Regions from separate parts of the Homo sapiens genome. Here region 1 is linked to region 2. Evidence: chromatin loops called from intact Hi-C (ENCODE). Cell type or tissue: MCF 10A. All regions are shown on one strand. Each heading gives the region's core, and the rest is flanking DNA. Links, peaks and the distances in the headings are about the cores only.

Region 1 (5,375 bases), core at 149-5,148, 72 kb after region 2:
AGTGAGGTTAAGAGCGGAGGTTTAATAGGCTAAAGAAAGAGAAAATCTCTCTCTTACAGAGAGAGGGAGTCGCAGTGGGTCTTCTGGTCCCTGGTGAAGTGCAGGTTTTATAACCGAGCTTGAGGAGGTGGTGTCTGATTTACATAGGGCACGAAAGATTGGTTGGACCAGGTGTGCCATTTGCATAACGTGAGAAGAACTGGTTAGGACTAGGTGTGGTGTTTGCATAATGTGGGAAGAACTGGTTAGGACTAGGTGTGCTGTTTGCATGGCACGTGAAGAAGCTGGCCGCCCCACCCTAATCTTTTATTATGTAGATGGGTTCTCTGCCTAGCCGGGTCACGTTCAGTTGCCTGTTTTTGTTTGTACTATACACGTGGTGACAGAGAAAGGGGAAGATGGCGCCTCCATGTTGAACATGCTGGCCCTCAGGTAGCCCTTTTCTATGGGCACAGCTGCCAGCATTCACCCACACAAGTTTCCAGCTTGCTTATTCATGTCTGCAGCATGATTTTACAGGCTACTCTTTGTTAGAAAATAAATGACTTTGGGGCTGCTTTTTGTTAAAAGGGAAATTCCGCCGAGGACTCTGTTGCCCTTTCCATCTGCCTAAATAATTTCCATCTCCTGTATCAATACCAACACCTTGGGAGATGTTAGCCACCAAGTACAAATGTCTCGTTTACTCTCATGCAATCATTAAAGGAGAAGACAGTATCATTCCCATTTTACTGATGAGGAAACTGAGGCTCCCCACTCCCTTGAGGAGATTCTTGTGGAGCCGGCAGAGCCTGGGAGATGAGGGCACAGGTCTGGAGGCTTCCTAGTCCTTCCTTTAGTTCTGTCTTCTGGACTTACTAGCTCATGTCCTTAGCTAAGTTATTTACTTCCCCTGAGCCTCAGTTTCTTATCAGGCGTAGCACTCACCACATCGTCTGTGATTAGATAGTTGCCTAAACGTGGCTTTCCTGACCAGATTATGAACTCTTGAGTGGAAAGACAACATTGTCATCACTGTATCCCTAGTGCCTAGCCCACTGGAGGCACAGCAGAGCTTGCAGTGAGTGCTTTTCGTTGAGTTAAAAGCATCTTCCAGCTAACACTGCTGTGTCTTTATGGCTTTTCCTATTTTTTAGTGTACAATGTCTATTTGCTGTCTGCCCCAAAATGAGAGAATCACAGAGTTTGTATGAAAATAGCACTGAATTCTTATTAAAACAAATCATCACACATACCCTCGGGTGGCAGAATAGCGACATGGAGTTTGGAGAACTGGGTTTGATACACGGCGCTGGCATTTACTTGTTTAAGTGGACTTTACTACTTAAAAAGTCCACTTAACCCTTCTGAGACTTGGGCTATTCTTATAAAGCAGAGAGTTAATCATGTTTACCTTGCAAGGTGACTGTGAGGATTAAGTGAGATCATTTCTGTAAAAATGCTCTGTAGAGGATGAGCCCCAGCAGGGCCGTAACAGAGAAGAGCGTGGTCACAGGAACACAGGCTACCTGGGGCTGTGGGGCCAGGCTCTGGAGGGACCGACACCTCTGGCCTCTCCTATAGATATTGAATTTTGACTGTGGCTAAGCCCAGATCCCACTCCATTTACAGCCACCCTCCCAGGGAACAGGTTTGCTCTCATGTGGACTGAATACATCACCTCAAAAAGCCAAGCCATCAGGGACTCAAAATCACGCACGGTGCCTGCACCTGCCCAGTGAGAAGGAAAGGGCTTTCTACAGCTGGTTAAAACCCGGGTTCAACAGAATCACTCTGAGCAGAGCCCTGAGCTGGGCTGGCCTCCACAGCCAAGTCTGAAGAGTCCGCACGTGCTTTCACAATCATTCACTGAGGCCGGGTAATGCACAGCCTCTGGCCTGGCTAGACATTTCCCCTTAGGAGGTCAAAACTCTCTTCTCCACCCAGCCATCCCTCTCTCCACACCCATCTCCTTACACACACCTTCCCATTTTCTTTTCACTCCTCCCAAAACCTGCCAAGAGACACTGCCAAGGGGCGGTGGCAGGGAGGATTACTTGGTGCTGGTGCTGGGATTCTTTATCCTCAAATCAGCTTTTACTGACTGCTTCTAAGGAGCAGCGCTGAGTTTACTCACCTGTATTCAGCAGGTGTTTGTTTGTATGCACGCCATGGTCAAAACCCAGCCCACCGCCCACAGCCCAGCAACTGTAGAAACCAGCATCCTTTAGGTGGGTTCTTAAACTGTAATGTGGCCCTGGGGTAATATTCCAAGGTGGTGCTTCAGAAAATGGATAGGTGCCTAAGAAAGCTACGTGTCCCACCCCTGTGCATTCAGAAATGTCATTTGTTCCCTTTATTGTGCCAGTTCCTCTCTCTTCTTATGACTTAATACCCCATTGTTATTTACCATCCAGGGCTCAGTCATATTATCCCAGCCACTGGGCAGGCCCAGACAGCCTGTGGTTTTTCTGCAAATCAGAGCTCCCAGAGGTCGTCTTTGCACAGACAGAGACAGAACTCGCCCTGCTCAGTGCTTGCCTTTCATGCTAGACAGTCAGGCCCACTCTAGCCCTCATACACTCCACTCAGAACCTAATTCTGTCCATGTCTTGGCCCCTATAATTCCCTTTGCTTGGAATCTCTTCCCCAACCCCTTTGCTTATCCGAGTCCTAGATCTAGATACTCCTCCCTCTTCTGTGTCCTATGGACCCTTTATTCAGATCACTATTTCAGCATGTGAAGAGCTTTTTGAGGACAAGCGCTGCTTCTTAGTCAGCTTTGTATCTGCAGAGCCTAGCATAGTGCAGGGTGTTTTGTGTGCATTCAATAAATGTTGGTTGAGTCGAACTGAAGGCATAGTTTCAGTTTTCATCCATTATCTAACACATATTTAGTGAGATACGTTATGCAAAATGATGTGCTACTTTCTACTGACTCTGAATTTTTTTTTTTTTTTTTGAGATGGAGTCTCACTCTGTCCCCCAGGCTGGAGTGCAGTGGCACGATCTCAGCTCACTGCAAGCCCCACCTTCCAGGTTCACACCATTCTCCTGCCCCAGCCTCCCAAATAGCTGGGACTACAGGTGCCCGCCACCACACCTGGCTAATTTTTTGTATTTTTAGTAGAGACTGGGTTTCACCGCGTTAGCCAGGATGGTCTCGAACTCCTGACCTTGCGATCCGCCCGCCTTGGCCTCCCAAAGTGCTGGGATTACAGGCGCGAGCCCAGCCTCCTGACTTTGAATTTTTATGGCATCTACTGACTGCTCAGAATCTGTGGGACATCCCGAAAGACCCCACATGTCCAGGCATCACAAACTCAATAAAGTCACCTTCCCAATGATGGCCATTTATTGTGTTCCCTCTCTTGGGGAAAGGCAGGATTCTTTCCAATGCCTGAAGATGCAGCTTTGTCTTGGACACTTCCCTGTCTTTTACCCTCCATCCTATCTCCTAAAATATCCTCAATCAGCCCTATCCTCTCCATCCACATTTCCATCATATCAGAGCTTCGTCATGTCCCACATAAAGCACTACAATCACTTCCTAAGCAGTCTTTCTGCTTTTAGTCACATGGTCTTCAAATTTGTTTTCTGGCTGGGTGCAGCGGCTCGCACCTGCAATCCCAGCACTTCGGGAGGTCAAGGCGGGAGAATCACTTGAGCCCAGGAGTTCCAGACCAGGCTGGGCAACATAATGAGACCCTGTCTTTTAAAAAAAATGGTTTTCCACATTGCCATCAAAAAAGATCTTTCTCTACCATGTCATGAACCTTGTTAAACATCTCACAAAGTAGCCTGGGCAACATAGTGAAACTACAAAAAAAAATTATATATATATATATATGCATGCCAGGCATATGGTACATGCCTGTAGTCCCTCCCAGCTACTTAGGAAGCTGAAACAGGAGGATCTCTGGATCCCAGGAGTTAGAGGCTACAGTGAGCTATGATCACACTGCACTATAGCCTGGGCAACAGTGAGACTCCATCTCTAAAAGCAAACAAAACAAACAACAGCAAACCTCACAAAGATTCCTATCACCTCCATCAGTAGTTCTCAAACTTTCAGACACAATACCCCCTTTTTAATAATAGATATTTTGTAATATCTCTGCTATTCTTCTGAAATAAAATCTGTAAATAATATAAACCAACCACATATAATTTAAAAATATTAGGTTGGTGCAAAAGTAATTGCAGTTTTTGCCATTGAAAGTAAAGTCATAGCAAAAACCGCAATTACTTTTACACCAACCTATCTCATTACAGTCTTATAACTATAATATAAAAGGAAAAGCAATGTACTATAAAATGAGACATATTTCTGGCCGGGTGCAGTGGCTCATGCCTGTAATCCCAGCACTTTGGGAGGCCAAGGTGGGCGGATCACTTGAGGCCAGGAGTTTGAGACCATCCTAGCCACCATGGTGAAACCCATCTCTTCTAAAAATACAAAAATTAGCCCGGTGTGGTGGCAGGCACCTGTAATTCCAGCTACTCGGGAGGCTGAGGCAGGAGAATCACTTGAACTCAGGAGGCGGAGGTTGCAGTGAGCTGAGATTGGGCCACTGCACTCCAGCCTGGGCGACAGAGTGAGACTCCGTCTCAAAATAAATAAATAAATACAATAAAATAAAATGAGATGTATTTTAAAGCATAAAACCTGAGCACCATTGCCCTCCAGCCTGGCCTCCCTCAGCCCCGTTGTATTCCACTTGTACCACCCACCCTTGTCCCACCTCTTCTTACGTTCACCCCACAGAAGTGCTCCCTCCCAGTCCCCACATGTTAGCTCAATGATGCTCCCAAAACTCCTCAAAATCCAGCCTCTAGACAGGGCTCGAGTCCCCCTCCCAGGCTTGCAAGCGCCTTGTGCTTTGACATCACAGTGCTGCTTCACGATTAGTCTTTACAGACTTATTTGTTACAGTTAAAAAAAAGATGAAATTTTGTAAACATCAAAAGTAGAAAAAACCAGTATAATGAGCTCCCATTTACCAATTCCCACATTTCTTTTATTATTTTTATTTTTATGTACTTTTTTCAGACAGAGCCCTCCGTTTACGGATTCCCACATTTCTCTTTTTTTTTTTTTTTTTTTTTTTTTTTGAGACAGGGTCTTGCACTGTTGCCCAGGCTGGAGTGCAGTGGCACAATCTCAGCTCACTGCAACTTCTGCCTCCCGAGTTAAAGCAATTCTCCTGGCGCAGCCTTCCCAGTAGCTGGGATTACAGGCATGTGCCACCACGTCCAGCTTTTTTTTTGTATTTTTAGTAGAGATGGGGTTTCACCATGTTGGCCAGGTTGGTCTCGAACTCCTGACCCCAAGTGATCCACCCACCTTGGCCTCCCAAGGTGCTGGGATTACAGGTGTGAGCCACCGTGCCCAG
Region 2 (5,375 bases), core at 294-5,293:
CTAACGTGATGAAACCCTGCCTCTACCAAAATAATAATAATAATAATGATAATAATAATACAAAAGTTAGCCGGGTGCAGTGGCATGTTTCTGTGATCCCAGCTCTTCAGGATGCTAAGGCATGAGAATCGCTTGAACCCAGGAGGTGGAGGTTGCAGTGAGCTGAGATTGCACCACTGTACTCCATCCTGGGTGACAGAGTGAGACTGCCTCAAAAAAAATTAATTAATTAATTAATTTTAAAAAAGAGAGAGAGAGAAAGAAGAAAAGAAATGGATGGAAAATTAAGTGTTCACTTGAAAAAATAAAAATAAAAAAAGTGATAGAAGATACGGCTGCAAAAGCAGCAATGAACTGGCTGAAAGACTGAAGCTCTGTCCTTAGATTGAAAAGTGAGGCGATTCCAATATTCAAAAGCTTGGTACTTTTGTGCCTGACTGAGTTGTAGCCCTCGTCCAAGAGATTGTCCAGGAATGGAGAAAAATAGCTTTATTTGAAGGCAGTGGTAGAAAGAGAATAATAACAAAGTTGTTTTTTAATCCTAAAAGAGCAAGTGTCCAGGAGAGGCCAATTTATAAGGAGGTTCTGGAGTAATGTCAGTAATAAAACCTCCCGGGAAGATGAAATACATGCCACTCTGGCTCTCCAGCTAGTAGGTGCTGATGGGCCCCCAGCAGCCACCAAAATTCTATTTCATTGACTCTTATCCCAACATCCTTGATAGAGGAGATCTAACTTTGCAAAATCCTCTCCAAGTGTTTCGGGGATCTTGGGTTTTGTCGTTTAAGCTCATAAAGAGTTCTCTCACGTTCCTTGGCCCTGGGCCCCTCTGTTGTTTTTTGCTTGTGAAGCCATTTGAGGGCTGCTGTGTGCCACCGTCACAGCTGTGTGGCAAGCCTAGAGTCATGCTGTTATAACCACCCGATGGGTGCTTCCTGCCCACTACACAAACAAAATCCATTCACAGAGACCACAGCATTGCAGATCACAAGGTCAGGAGATCGAGACCATCTTGGCCAACATGGTGAAACCAAGTCTCTACTAAAATACAAAAATTAGCCAGGTGTGGTGGTGCGCACCTGTAGTTCCAGCTGCTCGGGAGGCTGAGATAGAGTAATTGTTTGGAAGTGGAGGTTGCAGTGAGCTGAGATCGCCCCACTGCACTCCAGCCTGGTGACACAGCAACACTCCGTCTCAAAAAAATAAAAAGAGTTTAATTGACTCGAGGTCAGTCATGCCACATGGGAGATGGAGTTATCACTCAAATCGACCTCACTGAAGGCTCAGAGGTTAGGAGTTTTTGAAGGGTAGTTTGGGAGAAGGGATGGAGGTGTCTGGGCAATGGGTGCTTGCTGCTGATTGGCTGGGGGTGCAATCATAGGGGTGTGGGAAATGGTCCTCCTGTGCCTGAGTCCTTTGTGGGTGGGGCCACAGGAGGGGTCAGTGGGTCTAGGTGGAGGCATGAGTGTCAGACATCAAAAAAAAAGACTGAAAAGATATCCCAAAGGCCAATCTTAGGCTCTATAACGGTGATATTATCTGCAGGAGTAATCTGGGAGGTTGCAAATCTTATGACCTGCAGAATAATGGTTGGCAATCATTTATGTCTACACCTTAGCAGAATTCAGGCTCCTCTACCCTGCTAGCCTGGTGGTCTCTCATTACTTTTACAAAAGCAGCTGACTTTGGGGAAAGGGCTATTATCATTTAACTCTCAAAGTTAGCTTGGCCTACACCCAGAAATATTAACAATTAATGGCAACTTGAAGGCTAAAGGCAAGATGAGGGTTGGCTAGATCAGATCTCCCTCACTGCCATAGTTCTCTCACTGACCTAATTTTTGCAAAGCGGTTTCACTGTGTTTCTTGTAAAGGTAGAGGAGAAAGCCCCTCTCCTCCCTCCCTCCCTCTGTGTCACATTTTATTACTTGTGTTAGTGAGCACTAAAAAATGTAAGTCCTGGGTCTTGTGTGAAAAGCTTGCAGTTTTAGGCTGGGCGTGGTGGCTCACACCTGTAATCCCAGAACTTTGGGAGGCCGAGGCGGGTGGATCACCTGAGGTCAGGAGTTCGAGACCAGCCTGACCAACATGGTGAAACCCTGTCTCTGCTAAAAATACAAAATTAGCCGGGCATGGTGGCGGGCGCCTATAATCCCAGCTACTCGGGAGGCTGAGGCAGGAGAATTGTTTGAAGCCGGGAGGCGGAGGTTGCATTGAGGTGAGCTCGCACCACTGCACTCCAGCCTGGGCAACAAGAGCGAGACTCCAAAAAAGGAGACAGAGAGAGAGAGAGAGAGAGAAACGAAAAGCTTGCAGTTTCGACATGCCCTGCTTCTCTGCAGAGACACAAGTCCATGACACTGGTGTCGTGGTTCCTTTTCACTCTCATTGTTTTGGTTGTTTCAGTTCTTTCCCCCCATTTCTCAAACAATCTCCTCCCTCTACTGCAACCAAAAAGCCCCATGCCTCTTCTCCCACCACCCTGCAGACTCAGACAAGACTGCATCTCAGCTTGCTCTCAGGCTGAGAGCACTGATAGCTTGGCTTTATCTAGCAGACAACAGGAAGCCTCTGAAGGGCTCTGGGCAGAGAAATCGTTAGGAAGATGCATCTTGGCAGTAGTTCCTCAAATGAATTGGGCGGTAGTGAAACGTCTTGATTCTCAGAGCAGACTCAGCGTGGGACGGCACACTGGTGCCACCTGGAGGCGGCCGGCCTCAATTACAGACGCAGTTTACAGAAAGCTGACAAAACCCTTCTGAAACCAAATCTGAAACAGAAAGCCATCGAGTGACTTTTTAGCGCTACAGGAAGAGTGGTCTGTTTATTTGGGCTAAGCCAGCAAGGAACAAAACTTCAGGGAAGTGGCCCTGCTAGAGACTCTAGGACTAGCCTGGCCCTCCATGTCCTCCTTTGGGAGAGGCTGACTTACAAGGAGGTTCTTTTTTTTTTTTTTTTCTTTTTGAGACGGAGTCTTGCTCTGTGGCCCAGGCTGGAGTGCAGGGGCGCGACCTCGGCTCACTGCAAGCTCCGCCTCCCGGGTTCACGCCATTCTCCTGCCTCAGCCTCCCGAGTAGCTGGGACTACAGGCGCCCGCCACCACGCCTGGCTAATTTTTTGTATTTTTAGTAGAGACGTGTTTTCACCGTGTTAGCCAGGATGGTCTCCATCTCCTGACATCGTGATCCGCCCGCCTCAGCCTCCCAAAGTGCTGAGATTACAGGCGTGAGCCAGCGCGCCCAGCCACAAGGAGGTCCTTGAATTAGTTATTTTTGTAATAAAACCTCCCAGGATGGGCTGGGGAGCGCCCACCCCACCACCACCACCACCGAAATCTGTTTTGCAACAGATTTGCAAACCAACATATTTGCCAAAATACAGGCTTGTCATTTCTCAGGAGAAGGGGGATAACTGGTTCTTGCTTCAAGTGAAAACCACCACACAGGAAAGAGAATGTGTCCCTAGCACGGTGGCTCACACCTGTACTCCCAGCACTTTGGGAGGCTGAGGTGGGCAGATCACCTGAGGCCAAAAATTCAAGACCAGACTGGCCAACATGGTGAAACCCCGTCTCTACCAAAAATACAAAAATTAGCCGGGCGTGGTGTTGGGCACCTGTAGTCCCAGCTACTCAGGAGGCTGAGGCTGGAGAATTGCTTGAACCCGGGAAGTGGAGGTTGCAGTGAGCTGAGATTGTGCCACTGCACTCCAGCCTGGGCGACAGCGAGACTCCATCTCAAAAAAAAAAAAAAAGAGAGAGAGAGAATGTGTTCCCAGACTAGAGACAGGGTGTCACAGGTGACAATGGCAGTCAGAGCCTGCCCTGTTAGCCTGCCCAGGTTTTTCCAGTACTTTTTTATTTTCCCTAAAGATCCTGTGATTTACAACACAACCTAGGCATTAACAAGCAAGGAAAACTAGAAATTGAAATGAAGCGGTTTTCAGAATAAGGATTAGACTCCAGAATCCCAGATTCTTTCTGCCAGAATCCACTTAATTACACACTGAAGTATGGAATTCCTGTAATACGAAGTTATTTGTTTCTTCTTTCAAAAAAGGGGTAAACTATATTCCTTATCAGTTTTCTGCAGCTCACTCAGTCATGGGAAGTTTATGCTGCATTTTCTCTTGCCCTTGGCTTCACCTTCTCCCTAATATCTACTGTTTTCCTAAGAAAGTTTCTCAGTATAGAAAAACAAGGTCATTTCTCGGAGTCTTTGCCAAATCTGCACTGGACCTTTGCTTCTGGAGGAATGGGAATTTAAAAGCAGCCCAAGATCGGTCATCCTGACTTTCATAGGAAAGGAAGAGCTTCTTCGCTCACTGACTTGACACTTGCTGCAACCCTGTGAGGTTTACCTTGTTACGCGTGTGTTAAAGGGGATGAAATAGATGCTCAAAGAATAATCTGCCCAAGGACACACAGCTAGAAAGTAGAAAACTAGGATTTAAAATCCCAGGCTTGCCTGACTGCAGATTCCCGTTGCTTCCTACAGCACTGGGCAGAGTTCCACTTCATAAAAGTCTAGGGAGGCCAGGCGCGGTGGCTCCTGCCTGTAATCCCAGCACTTTGGGAGGCCGAGGCCGGTGGATCGCCTGAGGTCAGGAGTTCGAGACCAGCCTGACCAACATGGTGAAACCCCGTCTCTATTAAAAGTACAAAAATTAGCTGGGCATGTTGGTGGGCACCTGTAATCCCAACTACTCAGGAGGCTGAGGCAGGAGAATTGCTTGAACCCGAGAGGCGGAGTTTGCAGTGAGCCAAGATCGCACCACTGCCCTCCAGCCTGGGCCACAGAGCGAGACTCCATCTCAAATAAAAATAAACATAAAAATAAACATCAAAATAAAATAAAAGTCTAGGGAGAGGAAACCCAAAGGGTTAAATAAAGCAGGGGGAGCGCTGAGGATAAACAAAAAAAGGGTTGGGTCTGGGTCTGAAGGGAGGGGCCAGGAAGTGGATAGGGCCAAGGCAGGAGATGCCTACTGGGAAAAGGAAAGTCTGGGCCCTGGAGGAGGTGTGGCCACTTAAAAGTCAGATTTAAGGTGGGGAAGGAAACTTGCCACAAGGTCAAATGGTTAGGAGGTGGCACTGGGAAGGAATCATGCCTTAAGGACTTTCTGAAAAGCCAGGCTCAGATTCTTTGCTCTGCCACTCTGACCCTTGACTTCCCCCACATCTGCCTCATTTTAAAATTTTCATTTTATTTCCATATGATTTACTTTGCATTCTCCTTATTTCTTCCCATTCCAGTCCACTGCCTTTTTCTATTTGGTTTTACTCAATTGTGGCTATTCTAGTGGAACCAGGGGAAATACAGGCCTCTCTTCTTCTGACTGAATATCGTGTAACGTCTTCAACTTCATTCTTCCATT

What was found. A loop is a pair of places that touch in the nucleus more often than their neighbours do. Peaks named below come from ENCODE experiments on the same cell type or tissue, not always from the same donor. Only the 100,000 strongest peaks of a DNase experiment are listed, where the experiment ranks them.
Region 1: a loop joins it to region 2, with 2.6 times the contacts of the local background. A loop is called at or near these places in 4 of 110 quality-filtered maps.

Annotation. Positions count from the first base shown.
Region 1 is chr1:244,369,521-244,374,895 of GRCh38, forward strand. All of the region lies in intron 2 of SPMIP3 (sperm microtubule inner protein 3), which reads left to right. Among named protein-coding and RNA genes, the nearest start is that of SPMIP3, 20 kb to the left of the region's middle. In MCF 10A, for the core only: no CTCF peak of the experiment used is centred there; DNase peaks (open chromatin) are centred at 1,941 and 2,441.
Region 2 is chr1:244,296,937-244,302,311 of GRCh38, forward strand. The region is part of intron 1 of LOC105373262 (a long non-coding RNA gene); the gene reads right to left. Among named protein-coding and RNA genes, the nearest start is that of SPMIP3, 53 kb to the right of the region's middle. RefSeq lists an enhancer at 2,786-2,855. In MCF 10A, for the core only: a CTCF peak has its summit at 2,690 (motif pointing left); a DNase peak (open chromatin) is centred at 2,695.